3 separate regions of the Homo sapiens genome follow, and regions 2 and 3 are each linked to region 1. A link is a contact called in ENCODE Hi-C data. All regions are on one chromosome and are shown on one strand. The core of a region is the stretch at or near the end of the contact, and the rest is flanking DNA. Distances in the headings are between cores, read along the strand shown. Region 1 holds the start of ACTR6 (actin related protein 6). Region 2 holds the start of ISCU (iron-sulfur cluster assembly enzyme). Region 3 holds the start of TCP11L2 (t-complex 11 like 2).

What was found. A loop is a pair of places that touch in the nucleus more often than their neighbours do. Pooled maps may share reads with other maps.
Region 2: a loop to region 1 is called in a map of B cell, with 21 times the contacts of the local background. The contact joins the promoter of ISCU here to the promoter of ACTR6 in region 1. A Hi-C loop is called at or near these places in 2 of 168 maps with a recorded cell type or tissue (B cell and CD4-positive, alpha-beta memory T cell) and 3 of 50 pooled maps.
Region 3: a pooled map shows a loop between it and region 1 (19-fold over the local background). The contact joins the promoter of TCP11L2 here to the promoter of ACTR6 in region 1. A Hi-C loop is called at or near these places in 5 of 50 pooled maps.

What each region holds. Positions count from the first base shown.
Region 1 is chr12:100,197,840-100,202,714 of GRCh38, reverse strand. It overlaps ACTR6 (actin related protein 6), which reads right to left and starts at 1,900. Exons shown (of 11, transcript NM_022496.5): 1 at 1,796-1,900. The coding sequence starts at 1,863. RefSeq lists enhancers at 1-104, 105-792, 1,637-1,836, 1,810-2,104 and a silencer at 2,597-2,956.
Region 2 is chr12:108,559,993-108,564,867 of GRCh38, reverse strand. ISCU (iron-sulfur cluster assembly enzyme) reads right to left here and starts at 2,272. Exons shown (of 5, transcript NM_213595.4): 1 at 2,132-2,272; 2 at 476-589. The coding sequence starts at 2,245. SART3 (spliceosome associated factor 3, U4/U6 recycling protein) reads left to right here and starts at 3,695. Exons shown (of 19, transcript NM_014706.4): 1 at 3,695-4,025. The coding sequence starts at 3,714. RefSeq lists silencers at 1,043-1,092, 2,053-2,172 and enhancers at 1,783-1,852, 2,383-2,462, 2,533-2,592, 3,447-3,546, 3,557-3,616.
Region 3 is chr12:106,300,044-106,304,918 of GRCh38, reverse strand. TCP11L2 (t-complex 11 like 2) reads right to left here and starts at 2,186. Exons shown (of 10, transcript NM_152772.3): 1 at 1,978-2,186. RefSeq lists enhancers at 2,119-2,258, 2,269-2,348, 1,523-2,408 and a silencer at 2,429-2,548.

The sequences.
Region 1 (4,875 bases), core at 651-3,150:
CGGCTAATTTTTGTATTTTTAGTAGAGACAGGGTTTCGCCGTGTTAGCCATGATGCTCTGGATCTCCTAACCTCGTGATCCACCCACCTGGGCCTCTTGCTGCTTGCCATGAGCTTACAATCTGGTTTGGAAGACAAACTAGAGCCATTATTAATTATACACACATGTATGCATACAAATGTGTCTGTATGTGTATACGAGATGACACTGGGATAATACTGTAAAAAAATGTTTTACACCTGCTTATTTCACTTATAATACTGTCAGCATTTTCTCTACATGTTTAAATGTTCTTTGAAGACATAATTTTAAGAAGCTTGAATTTGTTATCAGTCTCAGGTTGTATTTTGGTGTATTTAGCCAATATGCTATTCCTGATTATTTAGCTTCCTTCCCATTTTTTGGCTGCCTGTATACGATGACTATGAATAATACAAAGCACTTCTAATTAATTCTCTAGGTAATAACAGAATTGCTGTGTCATGGCCCGGTGCGGTGGCTCACACCTGTAATCCCAGCACTTTAGGAGGCTGAAGCAGGCAGATCACGAGGTCAGGAATTCCAGACCAGCATGGCCAAAATGGTGAAACCCCCGTCTCTACTAAAAATACAAAACTTAGCCAGGCGTGGTGGTGCGCAACTGTAGTCCCAGCTACTTGGGAGGCTGAGGCATGAGAATGGCTTGAACCCGGGAGGCAGAGGTTGCAGCGAGCCGAGATCGTGCCACTGCACTCCAGCCTGGACAAGAGAGCCAGACTCCCTCTCCAAAAAAAAAAAAAAAAATTGCTTTGTCAGCTGGGTGTAGGGCTCACGCCCCTAATACCAGCACTTTGGGAGGCCAACGCGGGTAGACTGCTTGAGGCCAGGGGCTCGAGACCGGCCTGGCCAACATGATGAAACCCCGTCTCTAACAAAAATACAAAAAATTCGCTGGGAGTGGTGGTGCACGCCTATAATCCCAGCTACTCTGGAGGCTGAGGCGGGAGAATCACTTGAATTCAGGCTGCAGTGAGCTGAGATCGCACCACGGCACTCCAGCCTCGGTGACAATGATAATGATACACATTGCCAAAACGTTTTCCAGAAAGATTGTAACAATTTACATTCCTACTCAGTTTGATTTCCCTCTTTCATTTCTGTTTCAAAAGAAATGAAAAAGAAGGAAAGGAGGGAGGAAGGAAAGAATTTTTTTTAATGCTCTGTTAATTTGATAAAGGAAAGGCGTGTCTTTAGGTTTGCTTATTTATTCAAACATATATTTTATGACTATACATGTTATGAATGCCATTGTATTAACAGTACTTCTGTTTAATTGACCTTACCAACTAGGTCGGCCAGTAGGCCAAAGTCTTCAAAGCCTCTAGATCCTAAGACCGTGATTTTTAGACTTTTGGAGGGTCATAGAACCCTTTGAGAATCTAATGAAACCTATAATCTTGTACCCAGGAAAATCCGCATACACCCAAACACCGTGCCCATAGTTTCCAAAGGCTGATGAACTTTACGGACCCTTCTGTCAGGAACGCATCTCTATAAGCCTATTTTCTTTGGCTATTTCCTGTTACGAAATAAAACATATATCCCACTTCCGGGGCCTCGCAGCCCAAAACTAAAACCAAAATCAATTTCAATTCAAAGCATCACAATCACCCACCCAGCTCCAACCAGGGAATCCCTCTGGCTAAGTCAGGGCCGCGCGGGGGTGTCTGCAGTTCATTGATGTCCGGAGATGAAACGTAGCACATGAAACCACTAGGCGTATATATCTTGTCCCTCGGAGAAAGAAAGTACTTACGACACATTTTCATGGCTGTAACCGATTTTGGCGTTGTAAGCTCCATTATCCAGCACTAAGGTCGTCATCTCACCACCAACCACACCGCAGCCGTAGTTGTTTTCCCTTTCCGACCCCTCTGCTCGAGCTTTTTCCGGTACTCTATGGTTTGTTGGGCGGAGCGTTAGGACGCGCCTCTGGTCACCTTAGCAACGGAGGACGCCGGAAGTCGGAGATGCTAAGCAGCACCGAATGTTAGGGGCTGTGCTTCCAAACTTAACCTGTTTATGTGGTGGCGAGATTTGACTACTATGTGCTTTCTCGCTCATTTCGTATTTGTTTTTAACTACGCAGATTAATTCGCGCAAGTTTTTTCTAATCCTGTAGAGAACCGGCTGCGTGTGTGTGTGTGTGTGTGTGTGTGTGTGTGTCTTCCAATCGCATTCTTCAGACGGTGACATTCTTTGAAGAAAAAAGTGCAAAACTTGCTCTTGGACTCACATTCATACTCTCCTCTTCCCCAGCCCACTTGCTCTTCAGGACGAAGCTGAGTGAGTCTTTCTCATCCAAAAAAGGCTTTTGGGCCGGACGCGGTGGCTCACGCCTGTAATCCCAGCACTTTAGGAGACCAAGGCAAGCAGATCACTTGAGGTCAGGAGCTTGAGACCAGCCTGACCAACACGGCGAAACCCCGTCTCTATTAAAAATACAAAAAGTAGCCGGGCGAGGTGGCGGGCGCCTGTAATCCCAAGTACTCGGGAGGCTGAGGCGGGAGAATTGCTTGAACCGGGGAGGCGGAGGTTGCAGTGAGCCGAGATGGCTCCACTACACTCCAGCCTGGGCGACAGAGCGAGACTCCGGCAGGGCGGGGACTTGGCAGGTGCGGGAGGCAGGACCTGGCTTCCGGGGCGTCGCGGGGGCAACGGCCAGCGGGCGGGGGCAAGGGCCAGCGGGCTAGGACAACTGCCAACGGGCTTGGAGGGGGGCGTTCTACAAATTCCAGGCCACTTTGAGCGCCTGAGAGAGGAGCGGGGCGGCGGGAAGGGGGCACCGCGGGGGCAGGGAGCGCAGCAGCCGCAGCGCGAAGGCGCGGGGGCCGGGGAACAAACGGTTGGCGCGCAGGCAGCCATACCGGGGCCGGAACCCGGGCAGAGGAGGGCAGCGACGGCGATGGGGAGGCTGCAGAGCCCGGGGCGGGTACCGCGCGGGAACCAGCGCGACTGCGTGGCTACCGCAGCCGTCGGTTCGTGTTGGACGGGCGCCGCTGCTGCCTCTGCTACTTCAAGAACCCCCACGACCCGCTGCCCCTCGGCCACCTGGACATAGCAGAAGCCTGCTTCAGCTACCAGCGCGCCGACGAGGCGGCGGAGCAGCCTGCGCACTTCCAGGTGCGCAGCGCGGGAGCCGCCACGGTGCTTGAGGTGGGAACTCGCGCCCTGCAAGCGCCTGGGCCCTTCTGTCGGCGCTCCTTGCCTCCCCTGGGGGCCTGCCCCATCCACCCTCCTTTCTCCAAGGCCTCCTCGCACCCTGCCAACGTCGGCCTGCCTTTCCCCACTTCTCCACATCCCGTCCTCGTTCCTATCTCCTCCCCTCCACCTGGGCTTAGGCCCGGGTGGCTGGGGCTACCCAGCCCAGTCTCCTTCCTCAGACACTTTGACCCATTATCTCCCTCTGCTCCTTCCCTCTGACCCCTCTCTAGTGTCTTCTCACCCCCAGCATCCCGTGGATGTCCGGTGCAGCCCTCCCAAGCATTCATAACCGTAGGCTTCTGCCCCAGGGGCCTCCTTTAGAACTCTGCTAGGACCTTGGTACATCAGTTAACCGCTCTGCCCTTCAGCGTCCTCTAAAATGAGATAGCAGTAGTATCTATATCATGGGGTGTTGAGATTAAACTAATTATACTCTAAACTGCTCAGTAAATGTTAGTACATTTATTTTATTTTTATTTATTTGTTCTTTTTGCCATAGGATCTCGCTCTGTTGTGCAGACTGAAGTGCAGTGGTGTGATTTCAGCTAACTGCAGCCTCATGCCTGGGCTCAAGTGATCCTCCCACCTGAGCCTCCCACCTGAGCCTCCCAAGTATCCGGGACCACAGGTGCAGGCCCACGCCTGGCTAATTTAAAAAATGGTTTTTGTGTGTGTGTGTGTGTGTGTGTGTGTGTGTGTGTGTGTGTGTGTGTGTAGATGGGGGTCTCGCTATGTTGCTCAGGCTAGTCTCGAACTCCTGGGCTCAAACCATCCTCCCCACCCATCTTCCTGGGATTCCAGACGTGAGCCACAGTGCATTTAGCACTATAGACAAAAAGAGTCAGAAATGGCAGGGCCCTTAGAGATATTCCACTACATTTCCTCCGAGAGTGGGCAGGGATGCTCCAGCTAAGGTCACACAGCCAGTAAGTGGCAGACCCTCTTTTCTTGCTCCTTGTTTTGTCCAGGAGAGGTGGGAGGGGGTCACTTCAGCCAGTTAGGCCTTGCTCTTTGAGGCTCTTTTAATCCTCCAGCGAAGAGACATAATGGGAAAAATAATGCAGAAGCAGGAGAGTAGAGTGAGGAGTCCTGGTGCTGAGAGGCCTCCCCTTTCCTTGGGAGTCCTTAGCGGGCTAGACTCTGTCACCTCCGAGGGGTCCACCTGCTTCGAGCACATAGAGGGATCTGGGCCCAGGCCTGGAGCCCAGTATCCTTTCTCCAGGCTGTGCTCCCTGCCTGGCTCCTGTGAACCTCCACCTTCTCTCTCATTCCTCTTCCGCGCTGCAGGCTCGGCTTTCTCCAGGGCAGCAGGGTTGGGCTGGGATGTATGAAAGCACTCTCAAAGCTGGCCACGCGGAGAGCAGAGTAGGCAGGCTCTTGGCCTTATGAGCACAGGACTGTTCCTCAGACCCCCAGAGCTGCTAACAGCTGCAGCTGCCCCCGGAGATGTTCTCAGAGCTTTGTCGACTCAGCTTTTGCCAATTCAAGCAGGATCTGATTCCCATGTTCTCTCGGGCTCCTCTGTCCTGTCTGTAAGTGGGTGCAGACAGCCTGTTTCCCCGAAGGAAGCCAGCCAGGGTTGCAGTCCTACTCAGGCTTACTTTGCGCCTGTATAAACATGGGAATGACCCC
Region 2 (4,875 bases), core at 1,023-3,522, 8.4 Mb before region 1:
CTGGCAAGCTGCCCACTCACCATGAAGCAGCAGATTGGTGCTACAACTACAGTTTACCCAAAGCACTAGACACTATTTTCATGTTTCCCCCAATCTGGGGACAGGTTTAATTTACTGTGTTTCTTGTTTCATTGGGGACTGCTAGCTCACTGGGATTTTCCTTTGATCAGTAAAATTCACAAAACTCTTTAGTTGGCTGAAGTCAGAATTTAAACTGATACAGTGAGTACAAAAATGAGATTACTTTTCTATTTTGGAAAAAGTTGGCATAGTACACTAGCCTAGCAGGAGAGCTACGATTGAGGCCCTGCTCCAGTCATATCTAACATGGACTCATCCCATCTCACAGGAATGGAGACCAAGTGAAATGCTTGGAGATCTCACAGGAATAAAGATGGAGACCAAGTGAAATGCGCAAGTGCTTTGTAAACTTAAAGGGATTATTGTTATCACTATTAAAAAAGACTAGCCATACCTGTAATTTCATTACGTCACCACATGCTGGAGCCCCCACCAGTCCAGTTCCAACATTTTTAGATGTCTTGTCAAGGGACCCCACGTTTCTAGGATTTTCATAATGATCAACAACCTAAAATGAGAGGGTTAAGATAAATCATGTTCACTCTCTATTGGTACTGGTCTCTGGTTTGATGGTAAGCTCCTCGGTCAGCATCTTGAACCTGGCAGGCAATCACTAAATACCAAATTTCACCTGAGTAGAAAGGTCTACACTCATGTCAATGAGAACCATTTGTGACCCCCAATTCCTTTTGTGTCTCCTCTACAATACTTCACAGATTTGAGATACCTAGAAGAAAAAAAAATCAGTGAAATCATGTCTTAGTTCCATAGGATTTTTACAAAAATACTTGACTTTCACCCACCTACATCACCAGACTTGGGCTCAAACAGCAGTTTTGTTATTTTCAAATAAAATCCATCCTCAAAGGATGATTACTATTTAAAAATTCTAAAAATAACCATGGCCCAGGGAGGGAAAGCTTTCTTAGAAGCCTTAAGGTGACTGTTACACAGGGAACAATGCTATGGAATGTGTACGTTTATGTGTCTTTTAAAATAAAAACAGTGCCATTACCGTATTTCACAGCCTGTCATCACCCTGGTGCAGCAGCGCACCCTGGCTGCTGAAAGGCTGCTAGTCCAAGTTTCTTCAGGGTGTACCCTCAACAAAACACACCCCCGGGAGGGGGAGGAGTGAAGAAGCCCTTGGAGAAAGGGCAGAAGCCAGATCACAATAAACATCCATTCGAACTGGCACACAGAAGGCCTTAATAACCTTGAGGTTTGGTTACTGGTTAGTAGTAAGCACGCCGATCTTCCAGTCCCCTTTTCCCCCCATCTGACTAAGGATTTTGACTCCAAGTAAAAGGGACCTCAGGATAGTATCTAATGTAGGGGCCTTTTGTGCCACGTTGATTTATGGCATTCTTTAGTTGTTTCTCGAGTGGGAGTCTCACGTCTGGGGGACTTTGTGCCACCAGACAGCAAGGGGCTGCAGACTATGAATCTATCCCTCCTTCCCCGCCAAAAAACCCCCCAAACAAAACAAAAACATTACGCATGTTGGTTACAAGCCTGACTCCCCTATGCACTCCTAAAGCAGTAACAGAAACGGTCTCCTCGTGCTGGGGCCTATGTGCCAGGAACCATGCCAGGACTCCACGCACAGTATCCTTTGTAAGGGACAGCTGAGAGCCCCCCATTTACACCTGGGGAAACAGGTTCAGAGAGGCGCAGTGACTAGCCCAAGGTCATCTGGCCAGGGCAGCGGAGTGGCTGAAGCCGGAGCCCGCTCCGGGGGTGTGTCTGTCCCTGGACTCAGAAAGACAAGTCCCAACAGGACCCTGCCTCCTGGGCTGTTGGCGAATTTAAAATTGGGACGCACGAAGTCGCGGCCAGCGGCGGGGCCCCCTGGAAGTCGCCGCCCGATGAGCGGTAACTGTTGTTTATCAGTTGCAGTGAGCCTCACTGCGCAGCAAGGGAAAGCGAGTCAGGGCAAAGACGTGGGAGGGGACAGCTCCCAGTCCTAGCTGCGCAGAACCCCGCGGCCGCCCCTCCAGCCCAGGCCTCCGCTGAGTCGGCATTCCGCGCGTCCCTCTTTTGTCCCTACCTTCTTGTGATAGAGTCGGGCCGGGGCCGACAGCTCCCGGGCGGGCAGGCGGGGGCTCCGCAGCAGCAGAGCCGATGCCGCCCGCCTCAGACGGAAAGCCCCAGCCGCCGCCATCTTGCCGGCTTGCGCCTGCGCCAGTCCAGAGCGACGCCGAGGGGCGGGGCGCGTCTGCGAGTCGGCTCCGAGCTGGGAGCGCGCCTCTCTGACGTCACCGAAGCTTTGCGCCTGCGCTTTACCGCTCCGTGCACGCGTCCGCCTTCTGGCCCCGCCTTGACCACGCCTCTCGGGGGCGGGCGGGGTCGGGAGCGGGAAGGTCTGAAGTCGCTGGAGGGCTTGTCCTGGGTGCTGGATTCTGGTTGAGACAGGACCTCAGGGCTTCTGCAGTGTGGGGCTCAAGTTCGCTTTCACAAATCCCGCTGCGGGAATGCGGCGCAGAGGAGCACCGAGTCCACTTTTCCTAACCCTATTTTGCAGCTAAGGAAGCCGAGATTCAGGGCAGTTTAGTAAGTCCGTCCAAGGTCGCTAAGGACTTATGTTCAATTAGAATTCGAACTTGGGTAATCCTGGGTTAGAATCCTGGTTCGGTTCCTTCCTGGCTGTGTGTCCCTAGACGAATGGTACCGGCTCGCTGAGTCTGAATCTTCCCTTTTGTATTAATTCGAGGACAATTGCTTCATCATGAAGCCAGCATCTGTGTCGAGTACCTACTATGTGTCAAGGCGCTCTACTAGACCCGGGGATCCAACGGAAAGCAAAACAGACATAATTCCTGCCCATTAAGCCTGCTAATGAGGGAGCAAGGTAGAGATAGAGACACACACCAATACTTTCCTACCTCAAAAATGGGAAGCTTAAGAAGGAAACGAATACCATGTCCTGATTGAAAAAAAATGAATATGTCTATTTTTCTCTCTAAAACAACAGCAAACTCAATTTATATGTCAGTGCCTAGCAATTAAGAATTTCTAAAGAAATGCGTATTAATGTAATTTACTGTTGGTTTGCAGTATGTGATCTTATAAAACCGGAAAACTCACGTGTATTTAACGTCTACTAGGTACCAGACGTTTACATAAAGGGGAGGAATCTGGGAAATGGATTTTTCTCTTGAATGGTGAAATCGATCCTTCCCCGAGGACCTGCAGTTTTCTTTGCGTTTGAGGCGCAGTTGCTGGGGAGAGTAAACCCAAGCGCCAGGTCACACTAGGCGATAAGTAAGGCATTTAATCGAAGAATCACTTTGACCTTCTCAAGATGGCGCCAAATTCTTCACTACAGACATCACTCTCGCTCCATGACTTCCTCTATGGCTTCCACTTCCTGCCCAAAGACCCAACTTCTGTCCGAAGTTGTGACGGAACGCATGCCATTATAATGAGTTTTTATATCTGGTGGGAGCTTTTACAGGGTATAAAATAATGTGAATTTAGTGTATGTGGAGATTTTCCTGTTATCTAAGTTCCCAGTTTCTCTTTCAATGGCAAGAAAACGGGTTTTTGATAAGGCGCGCGCCGCGGGCAGCTTCTGCCTCAGCGGGTCTTCGGCGGCCGCGGGAAGACCCGAGAGTCATTAGAAGCGCAAGATGGCGACTGCGGCCGAAACCTCGGCTTCAGAACCCGAGGCTGAGTCCAAGGCTGGGCCCAAGGCTGACGGAGAGGAGGATGAGGTTAAGGCGGCTAGGACAAGGAGGAAGGTGTTATCGCGGGCTGTGGCCGCTGCGACATACAAGACCATGGGGCCAGCGTGGGATCAGCAGGAGGAAGGCGTGAGCGAGAGCGATGGGGATGAGTACGCCATGGCTTCCTCCGCGGAGAGCTCCCCCGGGGAGTACGAGTGGGAATATGACGAAGAGGAGGAGAAAAACCAGCTGGAGATTGAGAGACTGGAGGAGCAGGTGGGCCCGGGGGTGGGCAGCGGGCATCTTCCAGTCTTTCAGGTCCTCGGGTCCCCATGTCCTGGCCCGCCTCCCTAGTCCTCGGCGGCGATAAAGCCGCCAAGGCTGCAAACCCGCTTTTCGTGACAGTAGCTCCTGTCGGATTTGAGTGCTTACTGCCTGCCCATTGCCTTGCAAACGTTATCTCATTGAATCCTCGCCACGACCCTGTGAAGGAAGCCCTGTTATCTATCCCCATTTTACTGGAGGAAACTGAGGCTCGTGGAGGAAAGTTTCTTGCTCAAGATAACACTTCCTGCAAGTCAGGCCTTGTACTTTGATCCCATTCCAGAACTCCCACTCTTAACCACACGTCCAACAGTAGAAATAAACTCATTCGCAAGAGAGTGTTATTTTGTTATGTAGGAATGACGGCGATGATGAAACTTGTGGTAAGAAAAATATTGACCGCGATGGTGATAATAGAAATGGAAAGGTTTCTGGTTCTGGAGGTTAAGGCCTCAGTTCTAGCTGTTCAACTCTTGTATGTGCTTGTAAGAATTTCTTAATTTCTCTCACCCTCTCGACTTCCTTATCTGCAGATTGGGAGCAACAATTTCTGCATAATATAATTGTTGTAACAGTAACTATAGCTCAGTGCCTAGCATCTAGTCATAACATGGTCTCTCACTTGTAACCTTATGAGGTGGTGATATCTACTGTATAATCCAGGATCTCAGCAGGAAATAGGTGGCACATTTAAATTAGGATGATCTGAGAGAAACTCAATAAAGGTGTGGGTAGGGAAATCGGGAGTGAAGGTTTAGTATCCCATAGCTGGTAACTCCAGAACCTGGTGTCCATCTTTGGG
Region 3 (4,875 bases), core at 937-3,436, 6.1 Mb before region 1:
AAGGAGTACGTCACCCAAAACAATTCTTCACCACCCCGCTACAGTGACAGAAAATCCTCTAGGAGGGAGCCATTCTTTATGCACCGCAAAATCCCTAGTTAGACCCCACGTATTAGCAAAAAGGTTAACTGCTTACAGTCATAAACATTTTGGAGTGAAATATTCAGATTACCCAGCAGGGCCTTGAGGAATTGAACCCATCCAGTTAAGGTTAGCTCACGCAAAAAAGAAATTTCAAGAAACTTCTAGTGTGTACCATCCTTCAACACTAGATCGAGGTCAGCTGCAAGGACAAGCCTTCACATATGTGTAGTAAAGGGAAGGGAGTCAGAGGACTAAGTCTGGGCTCTAAAGAAAAAAATTGCAGATGATGTGAAAAATTTCCATCTTCTGCAAAATGCTGCTTTAGAATCAGTCTTAAATAGCAGCACTAAAGTTATTCATCCACAGCAAAGCAAAAACCATAGAGCAGAGGGATAGGGGCCCATACCATTCATCTAGACAATACTGGTCTTCATCAAGTTAGAACCAACAAAGAGCTAGATAAAAGCCAACAAGCCAGTCACTGTCCACAAAGCAGATGTTCACGTTACACGTGGCATTACAGCATCAGGGAGAAGGATTCCTGGCACTTTTCACATTTGAAAGCACTCCTCCCACACTTGCTGGTCTGTTTTGTTTTAATACCTGTGCTTCCCCCTCTGGGGCCCTCAACCTCTCACAAAATGGCATTGAAGCTGCTTCCACACATGACTGGGTATCTTCGGCCCTGGGCCTCTTCAAATCAGGCAACTTCCACTGGCTGTCAGGGTGATGCATGAAATCCCTAGAGAAGAGAGGAAAAGGACCACGGCAGGGAGCCTCCTCAAGTGGGAACCACTGAGATTAACTCATTATCCGTTGGCAGGTAAGAAGAGCAAAGTCCCTGACTGGGCTGGTGACCATGGGTGCTGAGACACCCACTGGGGACAAGGACAACTTGTCCAGTTTCTTCACAGTTAAGGTAGCAGGACAACCATCTAAGATTTCCCAAACTTAAGTCGTTTGAGTGCCACTCTTCATGACTATTTCTACGTCTCCCTCCTTACCTTTACTATAATTTAGTAACCGCGTCTCTATCTTGACTAGATTTTTGCATTTAAATATATTTATTTTAAAAGGAAACTCTATCATTGTGAAACTGCTTACTTAATGGAACAGATTTTCTTAATAGTAACGAAAACAAGTAACTATGTTCATCCATATGCCACCTCAAATCATTGCTATTACCCCCAGTGGTGCCACCTACAGTAGCAGCTTTGGGAAGCACAAGCAACACCTGAGGGTTCAGCGTTCGAGCCCAGGCCCAATCGGCTTTTCTCCACCTCTTCCCCTTAACCAAAGGTCCCGGCAAGGGGACGCAGCAGCAGTCTGCACGACCTCACCCACGTCCTCTGGCCGCCCCTCCCCTCCAGCAGCACCAGGTTTCCTGTCAAAACAAACCCTTGGGGGAGGGGACGGCGGAGGCAGAGCTGAGTGCCGGGGAAACCACGGCAACAAATCCCAAACACACGCTGCCGGGCCCGCCCTGCCTCTACCCTGGCTCAGTTCCCTACTCCAGCCCGGCCGAGGAGTGTGGGGGAAGGGGGTGCCCTGGGCCCCTGATGGCGGGATGCCGCTGGTACCTGTCCAGCAGGATTTAAACAGCGGCGAAGCGGCCTCCGAGGCCCGAAGTCCGTGTCCACCCCGACACGCGGGGCGGCCACTCGGTGCCCCGCTCCCCGCTCCCACGCGGGACGGCAGTTCGAGGTCAAACAAGGGGACGCGGAGTGGGAAGACATGAACTAGGAGCCGAGCTTGATGGCCCCTGACCCCGCCTTCCCAGGATGGAGTTCCGAGATAGGGCAGGGGAGCCTTCGGGCTGCAGCGGTGTCCCCTCCGTTGGACCTGGCCGGTCACCTCCGAGCCGGCAACGCCTCCCCCGTGATGGATACGCACCGGGTCCAGCACGTAGACAAGAGGAGAACGGCGACGGAGTGACCCCGGGTCAGGGCTCTCTGGGCGTCCCCTCACCGAGCACAGCACAGTCACCTCGAAAACTCACCAGCCCAACAAACCCCCCCAGCCCCAGTGTCCCCCCCAACGCGGTATTTAAAGGGCCCTGAGGGACTCTAGGGAGGCAGCCACGGCGCGGCCATCACAAAACCGGATAGCGGGGGGACGACGGCGCGACGGGGCAAGGGGATCCAGGGCCCTTCAGTCTCCGAAAGCCGAGCGCTCACAGACTGAACCTATTAGAGAAACAGTCTTCGTCAGTTTGAACCAGAGAGGCCGAGAACAGCTCGGATGGGAGGGTGTTTCGGATGCGAGAGGGCACGGTTCCCCCGCGCGGCGAGTGGTGCGGTCCGGGCTGCCGGGGGCGGGGTGAGAAGTGTTTACGGAACTGAGGCCGCCGAGCCGACGGGAGCGCCCGGCGTTGGGGGCGGGGCCTGCCAGGGCACTGGGGGCGGGGCCGAGTGGGGGAGCGGGGGCTGAGCGGGGGCTGAGCGGGGGCTGAGCGGGGGCTGAGCGGGGGCTGAGCGGGGGCTGAGCGGGGGCTGAGCGGGGGCTGAGCGGGGGGAGCGGGGGCTGAGCGGGGCTCTGGGGAGGTGGGCGAAGCCGCGGGCCAAGCCTCCAGTGGAGTGCCGGACAGATCCCCTGGGCTTCCAGGCGCACTGGCGTGGACCACACTGCGAGCTCCCGGCCGCGCGTGGAACATTGAGTGCCCGCACACCCCTGTCTAGACGGGGCAATCGGAACTGGGTGCCCACCAACACACTGTCCACACTTACAGAGACAACCCAACCAACAACGCTGCTGGTGGGCTTTCCCACGCACGTCAGCCACTAACCGGGTCATCTCCAGTTGCGTCTACACCTCCACATAAACACGGGTCTAGATTTGCACCTGCACGGGACGATTAGCTCCTTGGAGTCACACCCATCCAGGCCCTCTGAAGACTTGGCGTGCGTGCAAAAGATAAAGCGTCTTACTTCCTCTAGGGTTCTTGGCAGCACCTATCTCCGGGAGAAGTTTCCACCTTGGTTAATGTAAATAACCAGTCCCAGGAGGGCTCTGTGCCGTCTGGCCTGCTGCTCAGCTCCTGCTGTGGGCGTGCTTGAGGGTGTAGAGAAACAAGCTTCCCCCAACTGTTCACATCAAAACTATGCCTTCTGCCAGGTGTAAATCGGTGCTGTATTACTTGGGAAATAGTTTCATGCAGGAACTACTTACATGAAGTTTGTATAGACTAAAGTATTTCTGTTTAGTGCCGAAATTATGTCTGGATTGTGGAGGCAGATTGGCCACCACCGTTCAAAAACAACAACAACAAACAACAGGCAACATTTTAAAGCAGGGTAGAAAGTCAGTTGTTCAGTGGTTACAACACAGACTCCTCTATGGTTCCAGTCCTGGCTCTGACATTCACTATCCATGAGATCTTGGTCTCTGGGGATAACAATGATAGCTATTTCCTTGGGTTATTTTGAGGATAAAGTGAAATAAAGCATGTGAAGTGCTTAGCAGGGTGCACAGTAAGCACTCTAAGTATTAGTTATTGAAATTCTTTGGCAAACCACTGTGGCCAAACTTAGCTGGTGATCTGTATAAATTTGTATCTGTGCCTCCTTTTGCCACTTTCCTCTCTTCTCCTAAAATATACAACCTAATAATACAGGTTAAGAGATTAAATAGAAGGTGCTGTCCCCACCTGAGTTCTTCCCTACAAACATGCTCTTATTTGTGTCATTCGTTGGATAAGTAATCAGAATGACAGAAGCCTCCAATTTCAATTCCTGCCAAATGACAACCACCACACAACTGCCATCACCACCCTAAAAACTCCACAATAGAAAGATGAACACCCAAATCCCCCAAACTTCTGGTAATTCTGTGACAATGACACATGGCAACATTACTTCCTTTGTTAGCTTTGTAAGGATTTAAGTATTGTTTTGAGCTATGACATAAGTTGGAGCAGGTGACCATGAGTCAGGGTAGTTGTCCTTTATACTGGAGTGACCAGCTGCCTGATCCTAGGCATGACACTTCTTTTAAAGTTCAGATATGTAGCTCTCAAAGCCACCAGGAAAGCAGCTTTTGTCAAAGCAAGTTCAACTGTAACATCAGAGAACCAAGCTGAGATAAGAAAAGATGCTGGAAATACTATCTTCTGTTACTTTAATGTTAAATAACTTGCTATCTGAAAACCCTTCTGTGAATTACCTGACCAACTGCCCTTGGCCTGACTTGTGTATAAAAGCACTTTGGGCCAGGCACGGTGGCTCATGCCTGTAATCCAAGCACTTTGGGAGGCCGAGGCAGGTGGATCACAAGGTCAGGAGATCGAGACCATCCTGGCTAACACGGTGAAACCCCGTCTCTACTAAAAATACAAAAAAATTAGCTGGGCGTGGTGGCACGCACCTGTAATCCCAGCTACTCTGGAAGCTGAGGCAGGAGAATCGCTTGAACCTGGGAGGTGGAGGTTGCAGTGAGCCGAGATCACGCCACTTTACTCCGGCCTGGGCGACAGAGCGAGACTCCATCTCAAAACAAAACAAAACAAAAACAACACTTTGAAAAAATGGAGTGCTGTAAAATATAAGGCAGTTCCCTCAAAAATGAGCCTTGTATCACATTGTTGCTCAGAGGGCTCAGACAGTCATAACACAAAATCTTCCCTGCTCAGGTTATGTTTATGGCTTTCTGAGGAAAAAAAAAAAACAACAAAATCTGAAAAGGCAACCTCTTTAGAAGTAAAATAATTAGCATTTTATTTGAAGAAGACATATTATTACACCTAGTTTTTCTAACTTACCTTTTTGAACCACTTAGAGAACTCACAGTAATACA